2 separate regions of the Homo sapiens genome follow, and region 1 is linked to region 2. The links are chromatin contacts, found by Hi-C or POLR2A ChIA-PET in ENCODE. All regions are on one chromosome and are shown on one strand. The core of a region is the stretch at or near the end of the contact, and the rest is flanking DNA. Distances in the headings are between cores, read along the strand shown.

The links. Hi-C counts contacts between places; a loop is a spot of excess contacts on that map. ChIA-PET counts read pairs that join two places held with the same protein, here RNA polymerase II (POLR2A). Pooled maps may share reads with other maps.
Region 1: a loop to region 2 is called in a map of stomach, with 2.6 times the contacts of the local background. The contact joins the promoter of DENND2B here to the enhancer-like site in region 2. A Hi-C loop is called at or near these places in 25 of 168 maps with a recorded cell type or tissue (GM11168, IMR-90, PC-3 and 15 more), 2 of 37 single-sample maps with no recorded cell type and 17 of 50 pooled maps. POLR2A ChIA-PET finds 5 or more read pairs at or near these places in 11 of 52 experiments (AG04449, AG04450, BJ and 8 more).

The regions. Positions count from the first base shown.
Region 1 is chr11:8,807,746-8,812,280 of GRCh38, reverse strand. It overlaps DENND2B (DENN domain containing 2B), which reads left to right and starts at 1,607. Exons shown (of 20, transcript NM_213618.2): 1 at 1,607-1,764. DENND2B-AS1 (DENND2B antisense RNA 1) reads right to left here. Exons shown (of 5, transcript NR_120590.1): 5 at 2,005-2,204.
Region 2 is chr11:8,719,047-8,723,666 of GRCh38, reverse strand. The region is part of intron 4 of DENND2B (DENN domain containing 2B); the gene reads left to right. LOC107984308 (a long non-coding RNA gene) reads right to left here. Exons shown (of 2, transcript XR_001748118.2): 2 at 4,135-4,586. Among named protein-coding and RNA genes, the nearest start is that of SNORA3B, 36 kb to the right of the region's middle. Within about 2 kb of position 2,271, at least 13 of the 41 ENCODE cell types and tissues checked have a DNase peak (open chromatin) inside an H3K27ac peak, as active enhancers do; they include PC-3, PC-9, breast epithelium and 1 more, where a contact is called at or near this core.

The sequences.
Region 1 (4,535 bases), core at 358-2,857, 89 kb before region 2:
CTATCTCGCCACAACTTACAAGGATTCTCCACCTTCCCTTGGGAGCCCAGCGTTATCTCATAACCAGTTATCAAAAAGTTGACAGTTTTTGAAATCAGGTGGCAATATACTTTAGTTGAAAGTGTGCTGGACTAGGGCGAACTTGGCTGATCTCTTAGTTCTTTGACTGCCTAACTGTATAAGTGCAGATCAAATGTTTAATCTCTCTGAGTCTCAGTTTTTCCATCTATAAAATGGTCATAAGGCCAGTATGCTGGCTCACGCCTGTAATCCCAGCACTTTGAGAGGCTGAGGCAGGAGGATTGCGTGAAGCCAGGAGTTCAAAACCAGCCTGGGCAACATAGTGAGACCCTGTCTCTATAAAAATAAAAATTAAAAAAGTAGCCAGGCGTGGTGGTGCATGCCTGTAGTCCCAGCTACTTCAGAGGCTGAGGCAGGAGGGTTGTTTGAGCCCAGGAGTTTGATGATGTAGTGAGCTATGATTGCACCAATGCATTCCAGCTTGGGCAATGGAGCAAGATCCTGTCTCTAAAAGAAATTTAAGAAGAATAATAAATAAACTTGAAAAAATGGTCATAAAAATATCTGTGCAGTGTATTTCAAAAGGTTATGAGGATCAAACAAAATGATACATGTAAAAAGAATGTTACAAAGCAGAAATGTATGCTGGGTAGGGGGGAGAGGAAGGGACAGGATGGGGATGGGGATGGGACTAAACTTAGGGGGTCTGCCGTGTCCCAGGGACTGTGCTCATTTTCTGACAGGAGCAATATTATTACCGACTGTGACAGCAGCTCCCACTAAGCCTGCACCTTAGCTGCAGATCCTTAGCAGGGCAGAGAGACAAGGCTGTATTTGTATCAGGTTTGTCGTCTGGGTTGTGACTCTCGACTTGCCCAGGATTCTTCCTGGTCCTGACCGAGTTGTCTTTGCTCTCCATTTCAGGAAGATGAGAGACTGCTTAGGCGCCACCACTAGTACCATGAGTCCCTGCACTGGTTAAAGCCATCGCCACAACCTGGACAGGCAGCAAGGTAAGCAGAGAGGCCAGTCCAGGCGAGCTCCTGGGATGTGAGTGCATTTCCGCCCCAACTGCTGCCCGGAAAAATCCCAAGTGCACAAACAAGTCAAGGCAGCGCATCAGGGTCCCTCCTACCCGAGCTCCAGGACCCAGAGGAAGCTGGGTCCCCTTCAAGCGCTTCAGCTAGCTCCCTCCCCCCTGGCAGGGATTCTTCCAAGTTATAAAAAATGAGACACTGGAGGGGAAGAAAACAAGTCCACTCACTGTCTTCTCCCTTCTCCCCTCTGAGCTGTTCAAGCAAGTTCCCAGGAGCAGTTCAGAGCCCCTGTTGGACTGGAAGGGAGGTAGGAGGAGTGGAATGCATGCAAAAACCGAGCTGATCAAAAGACAGTGCTGTTTCATGGAAGCCTCCCAGAACTGAGAGAGAGAGAGAGAGAGAGAGAGAGAGAGAGACAGTGAGAAAGAAAGAAAAAGAGAGCGCCCTTGTGCACGCGCTAGGCCAAGAGCGCGCCGCTGTGCGCGCGCCCGCCTAGCGAGGACAGGGTCTCCATGACAACCGGCCTGGCCGGCTAGCAGTGCTCTGCTCACTTGGCTGCGAGGAGCGCCACGAAAGGTCAGAGGAAGGAGCTGTGGGAAGCTCGCAGCAGGTATCGGAGCTTAAGCCAGTGGATTTGGGGGCCCTGGGCTCCCTAGCCGGCTGCGGTGTGAGAATGGAGTGGGCAGGAAAGCAGCGGGACTTTCAGGTAAGGGCAGCTCCGGGCTGGGATCATTTGGCCTCCTTTCCTGGCCCTTCTCTCCGGCTGTTTTCTGGGAGTCAGGCGAGTGTCTGTAGTCTCTGCTCGGGGTTTGGGGCTCAGGAATGATGTCATGCTCCAACAGTTGGATTCTATTAGCTTAAGGAGGAGGGAAACAGCCAATTTTCTTGACTTTGCAAATCTAGCTGATCTCACTCTTGCTGAATCTGAGGTGTTTAGACTTCACTCTAAAAAGCATCATTTTACTTTTATTTAGCACAAAGGCACAGGATATTTTTACAGGAAGAATCTTTTATATGGAAAAATCTGAGTTAACATCACTCCCGTGGTGTTTGTAGTTCTTACAGGGAAACTCCAGTGCCTTTTGAGCCGCTTGTTCGTCCTAGTGAACACTGTCTGTTTTGTCTCTTGGTGCTGCTATGTCTGACCTGTAATGGAAAAAAAAAAAAAAAAAAGGCTAATTAAGCTCAGCCAGGAGCCTGTGGTGAGTTCCAAGTCCCTCTAGAGCATTTATTAGGACAGAGGGACTGTCACAGGGATGCCTGAGCTGGGGTTTTGCACTCTCTCTCTTCCAGGCAGCTTGGTAAGAATCAAGCTGTCCTCCCACATCAAAAGGTCGATCACAGACTTTCCTAAGAGGTGGAGGAGGGGGCTGGCTTGGGGTTGGGGGGCCTGCAAACAGGTTTCTCATCCAGATGTCCCAGAGTGAGCTCTCAGCAGCAGCTGCTAAGAGCTGGGGAACATGAGGCACTGTAGTTGTGCCGGGTGGATTCCTTTGGTTACATTTTGACCAAATCTCAGGGCACGCAGTGTCCACGCTGTGCACTCCTACACTGATTGTCCTAAGTTTTGGTAAAACTTGTTCTGACCTAGAGGAGTGGTACATGGTGAGCTGTGTGGCCTTGGAAAGGAGACCCTCCCAGAAAGGCAGTTTTATAGGTGATAGGGTAGTGGGGTTGTCAGTAATATTATGAGGAGGATGAATGCAGCAAACACTTCCTGCAACGGAGACCCATCAGGGGTTGTGCTTCCACTTGAGCCATGTTATGTCTTAAATTCACTTCTTGGCCTCAGGGAACTTTGCAAATGCCTTTGGTTTCTCTGTGGGATGAGGGAACAGCTGCTGTCCTGGTTCTTCAGTTTTTCTTCTTGAACTTTCTGAACAGAATGTCTTTTGTATTCTGGCAAACAATGAGGGGGCATTCTGATTAACTTCGGATCAGCTTGCCAATGCAAGCACTGGCCATGTCCCCAGTTCCGGCTCCCTAAAATGAGTACATGTATACATCGTGGTTGTGGCCTGAGGGTCCACAAGGGTGAACTCCATGGCCCTGGACCTCAGACGGTCCACTTCTGAAGTTATTCCTCTTGCTACATACACTCCAGGGATCCTTTGCTTAGTTGAAACCTACATTTTGCTGGAGGGATGTGGCATAACACTGAGCCAGTGGCCCCTTCAGTTGGCAGTGTAAATCCAGAACCTCAGCCTTCTTTTCTACTTGTGTGTGTAGTTGGAGCTCTTCAATTTTACCATCCCCACATCTGTGAAGAGGGCTAGCAGAGACCCAGTTTCAGGAGCTGCTGCTCCTTCTGTTGGTATAGCAGAAAGAATAATGGATTTGGGTTGCTAGACTTGAGTCGACGGCTAGATTCTGTTCCCATAGGGCGGCCACGGGCAAGTATCTTAACTAATAGGAGCTTCAGATTCTTACCTGTGAGATGGAGGTAATAAGAACAACTTCACAGGACTGTTGGGAGGAGCCAGTGGGATAACTTCCATGAAAGTAGTTTGAAACAAGTCACGTCCTATCTAACGAACCGTGTTGTGAATTGAAGCTTGAGGAATGACCCAACTCTCTCTGGAAAGTCACTTTGCCTCTCTGTTCTGGTTCTCTCATTTTATAAAGTGCCTTCTTCCTTTCTGCATTTATAAGTAAACATGAGAAAAATCTGAAAAGACTTCTTCAGGATGTTTAAGGAAACAAATGTTGCTTTCCTTGGGTTGGGTCGTTTCATAAGAGTGATGTTTGCCATAAAACTGGAGCCTCATAGACGATCCTGCAGGGAGGAAGCTTTCCTTGGTCACCTGACTCATGTGTTTATATATAGTATAGAGGAGAGGTATTCCAAAAGACCCGTCGCTTTTCCTGTGTCCCACAGCTGCCTGTAGAGTTGTGGCACCATAAACTTTAGCAGCTGGAAAAGAGGCCAGGCCTGGTTCCCTCATCCTGCTGGGTCCTGCTGGGCACACTCTGCAGTGGGCAAAGGGGTCTTTCTCCTTCATTCTGGGTTTAGAAGGCAGGGTTCTAACTGGGAGAAAGTGTTATTGCTCCGAAAGGCTTCTTGGGGGCTGGGCAGGTCTTTCAGGAACTCATAAGGCCACAGCTTATGGGGAAAGAAAAAGAAACAAGGAAGTGGGAATTCCAAGGGCAGAGATTCTTGATATGCCATGGGACTGTGCCAAGGAATGGAAGAGCAGGGGAAGGGAGACTCCAGGCAAGGAGAGTCCCAGGTCTGTCCTCATTGAGTCGAAAGGGCGTATGGCATACTAGAGCGCGTCACCCACAGCCCCAGCTTTACTGTAGGATGGGGAAGACCTGCCAGCCATATCCCGGAGTGGTGTCTGGGAAGAAGCCCTTGAGCAGACCCATAGTAGGCAGATTAAAAAAATGAAACAAAACAAGCAGCTCCCCTTCTAGTTGAGTCATGTCACAACAGCCTCTAAGGCCTGAAGGAGAAGCTGCCCACAGCTTAGATTG
Region 2 (4,620 bases), core at 1,022-3,521:
TTAAGGAAGATGCCCCAACTGCAGCCCATACCCCAGTTCTACTCAGCCACCCAAGAGGCAGCCAGTGCTGTTCCTGTATTTCTCACCTCCTTATGCAAGACTAACATCCCAGAGTGGAAGAAAGTCCTCCCGAATGAGTGAGTAGGCAGAGGCCTAGACACACTTGCCCTCCTCTTTCCCTTCTCTCAAACCTGACCTAAGAAGGCCTGGGGAACAGCTGTGTTGCCCAGAACAGTTCTTCCAAAATTCTGCCCCCCAAACATTGCCCCAAAAAATCCTGAACAGAGCCCTGGATGGTGGAACTCTGGACAGAGAGAAATGGTTGAAGCCGTCCCTTTCTCAAATTATTTCAGTTCAGATGATCCAAGAACGTATCCCCACAGGAAATCCTTGTCAGATAATAGAGAATGGGAGGACCACAGGATTGCCAGCACCCAGCATAGTCAAGGGACATCAGAAAAACACAGCCCTCTCTGCCCACGGCAGCAGCCACACTGGGTGCTCCCAGGGTCCTGGGCAGCAAACTGACACATTGCAGTTTCTGCCAAACTAGAATGTACCCTGCAACAGGAGGTAGGGAGGGGGTGGGGCAACAGAGCTGCCTCCCCACTCATTAGGGAGGACTCTCTTCCACTCTGGGTGTTGCATGAGGAGTTAAAAAAAATATGGGAGCACCTTGGCTGCCTCTTGGGTGGCTGAGTACAGCTAGGGGTCAGCGCTGTGTGGGCAGAAGGTAGAGGTAGCTGCTCACCTGGCTTCTGGATCTTTGGAGCACTTAGAGAACAGGGAAAGAAGAGAGGGGGAGGATGCAGGAGAAAGGGAGGGGAGCGACCCAGGCACCAGTTTGGGAATATACTGCATCGGATGTTTAGGTTTTGCTTTGGCCTCGTGGGGTGGTGGGGGTGGTTTCCGGAGTCTGCAGTTAGGACAGTGCCCTGTGCGTGTTTTCCCTTTTTATGTCCCCATAGCAGCCCAATCTGAATTTCTGGGACCTGACTAGGGAGGCCAGAGGGAAATACAGAGGAAAATACTCTCTTTCTGTTAGATTCTGGTGGGTTTCCTTTTCCTTCCCTGGGGACAGGCCCGAGAGTTTGGAGCTCCCCACAAGGCTTCAGGGGGTGTCTTATTGCTGAACTCAGAATGGCAGTTTCCCGTCTTGCTTAGGACTGATCAGTGGCTCGGACTTCCTGGGAGCCGTCTCTCTGGTCTTGGCCCAGCCTGTGCTCTGTGGGGTGAAGGATGACTCTGACCCCGCTGGATCAGGCTCCTGCAGGCATGCAGGAATGGAGCTGTTGGGAGGCAGAGAGCCTAGTGCTCATCTCCATCTTGGGTCCTGGTGATTGGACTGGAGTCCTGTCTGTCATAGGTGGAGGGCCAGTTGGCCCCAAGACAAACATGTCTGTCTGTGAACAGTGGACTCGAATGGGGGTTGTGGAGGGTTTGCTGGCCTCCTGCCTACACTAGGCATGATGCCTGAGGAGCTGGGGTGGGGTACTCCCAAACATACTGAGGTTTACCTTGCTAACTTGCAGAAAAGGAGTTCGGAAAGAAAGTTACTGCCTTGCTGCTTCCAGGGCTGCTATTTCCCGCCTGTCCCATCTCACATCTGCCCCTGGAAGATGCTGCTATTCTACCAGGCCTTATGTTTGCATTCTGAGCCTGACACTTAAAAATGCACCCAAGGAAGCAGCTTGTTAAGGAATTATGTGGAGTGGCCTCGGCGCCTGAGCTGCATTCCTGCAGATTCCCACTCCCATCAGCTAGCCTGGGCTGAGGGAGCGTTTCCAGGAACTTCAGTGGGATGCAAGCCGGGGACCGGGCCAGTCAGCCTGGACTGCAAAGTCTTTTGAGCCTCCACTCTCTCTGGTTGCTTCCCTTATTTGCCCCCAGGCTGGGAAACAGTAAGGAGCAGAGGGCACCCACTGGGATGGAGGTTGCAGTGGGAAACAAAACAGCCAAGAGGTGCAGCCCAGGGAAGGTGCCGGGGCTGTCGAGAAATGGTGTCAAGGCTTGGAGGGTGGGCAACAGCCAGCCCCTTAGAGGCCCCAGTCTGATCTGTTGCCAGGGAGTTGGGCTCTTATCCTGGCCCTTTCTGTCCTGTGTGAGAGAGGGAAAAAGGCTGAGAACCAGGAGAAACAGCTGGTTGGAACCGGACGGAGGTTGTTGGGGAGGGAAGCTGCAGACCCAGGACCCTAGTAATGGGTGTGGTCCAGGAAGCTTAGGACTGTGTTTGGAGAAATTCTCAGTGCCTGTGCGTATACACACACCCCTTTCCTAACTGGTTTTTCCAGTTAGGTTGGGGCTGGGGGAGTGCTGTATGTGTGGTTAAGACCAAAGGAGTTATGGGGAGGAGTGAAAGGTTGTGGAGAGGAGTGGGAGGTTGTAGGGAGGAGTGGGAGGTTGTGGGGAGGAGTGGGAGCAGGGCCCAGAGGGGCTGGATTCTTCCTTTAAGAGGATTTGTGTGACACCTTTGGGCTCTGATAATCCCCTTTTAGAAGAGTGCAAAGCAGAAATTCTCGGTGATGCCTTTTGTCCCTTATTTCATCATCCAAGCTGGGAAAGGTTGAGACCTCTGGCTTCTCCAGCTGGGCTTGCTGAGGGCCAGGCCTTCAGGGAAGAGGGTCCACCTCTTCGTCCCTCTCCAAGGGTCATGTGGACTGTCCCAAGAAAGCTGTGTGGGCAGGAATGCAGGTAGAAATTTGCAGTCTGCCAGGCTCCCTGTCTCCCATTCATGCCCCTGCTGAATCTCCCATTCAGCCTTAGCTCCTTTAGCTCTGTCCTCCCTAGGATGTTCTGCACACCATTTCCCAGCCTACCGTCTCCTCCAACTCTGAGCCATTCCTTTGATACTTATTTGCTCTCAGCTGGTTCAGTTTAGTGGTCCAGGACTCAGGGTCCACTTGTCTCTGTACATCTCCATCCCCTGGTCCCCTGTCCACCTGGAGAGATGACTGGGAGAATCTATTTGAGACAGCTCCTCCGGGGCAGTCAGGAATGGTCCAGGAAGCTGAGAGATGAGTTAGGGCAGTGAAGGGACCAAGCTGAGGCTGGGGAGGCAGCGTGTGGGCTGCAGCCAGCCGTCTATTTGCTGGAGAACTGATTAGTGGCTTTGTTACATTAGACAGGATGTTAAACATTGCTGGAGAAGAGAGGCTGGCACAAGGGGCTGGGGAGGAGCAGGCCTTCCTGAAATTGAGTTTCCAGAGACAGGACCTATCTTGAGAACCTGATGTTGCTGGCTGTTTTCCCCTGGGTTGTCAGTGATGTGCACCAGGCTTGTACATCTATTACTTCCCTGGGCCTCAGTATCCTATGTCTTTTTCTTGGAGCTTTGGATTTTGTATCAATATTCAAAGCTCTTACTGTAGGGAAAAGAAGGAAGGAAGGAGGGAGTGAGGTGAAGGAGGGAAGGATGGAAAAAAAAGAGGGCTAGTCTTGGGACTCATGTCACACTCAGAAGCCATTGGAAGTTTAGAAAGCTCTATCTAAAGCAGTGGTTCTCAGTTGGGGGACAACTTCACTCTTCCCTCCCTCCATTCCTGCCTCCCTCCCTCTCTCTCCCTCCTTCCCTCTGTCCGTCCCAGAGAGCATCTGGCAGTGTCTGGAGACATTTTTGGCTGTTATAGCTAAGGAGATGCTAATGTCTCCTGGTGGATAGAAGCCAAGGTTGCCACTAAACATCCTAAAAATGGACAGGACAGTCTACCACAACAAGAATTATTCAACCCCAAATGTCAGTGGCTTGGAGAAACCCCTGGGATTGGGACAAGGCTTCCTATAGGTTGGGGATGACAATAAAGGCCCTGGCTGATCATGCAGTCCAAGGCAGTTTCGATTTGTTGAGCTTGGCATAAATGTTCTCCCTGCCGTGATGTGGACAGTGATGCTCTGGTCCTGTTTTAGGGGATCAGAAGACTGTGTCCTGGCATTCTCCCTTCTTAGTTCCCCCACCTCCTCACTCCTGCAGGGCATATGTTGGGGAAGGATCAAGAAGTAGAGAATCCATCCCCAACACCTCCCTAAGTGCCCCACAGTGGGGTAGGCTGGAGAAAACATGCAGGGGGTGCCGGGTTTGCTATTTGGCTTCTTGCGACAGGGCTGCTGGGCCAGCTCCGCTTAGTCAGGGCTCTGGAATGGAGACAAGTCATTTTAATAGCATGACTGTGTTACAGGAAAAGGTCTGTTCCATTGCTGGGGACTCTGCTTGGAGTTGGGAATCACTTAATCCAGTCCCAAATCCCAGTGACCCATCTTTGACTCATAAGTTTACAGAGATTTATATTGCTCCCACTGCAGTCTATTTAGCTGTCACTGAAATCCCTCCTTCACACCCACACCCTAACTCTGTTAGAGCATTTCCTAAATTCGTTGTGGTTCTGCATAAGTAGATGCCACAATGTGGAGGGAGCTCCACTTTGGAAATGGAGGAATCTGCAAGCATATAGGGATTGGCTCTTCTCCCGTGTCCTCTCTAGGAAAGCTTCACTCTCAGCAGCCTTTGTTCCTCGTCCTCCAGCTCCTTCTTCTGCCTGCTTCCTGAGGAGTGGGGTCTGAGTTCCTCTGGGGCGTAAGGCACATTCAGACATCTGTAGAACAAGTGTGGGACTCAGTGGCACCCAG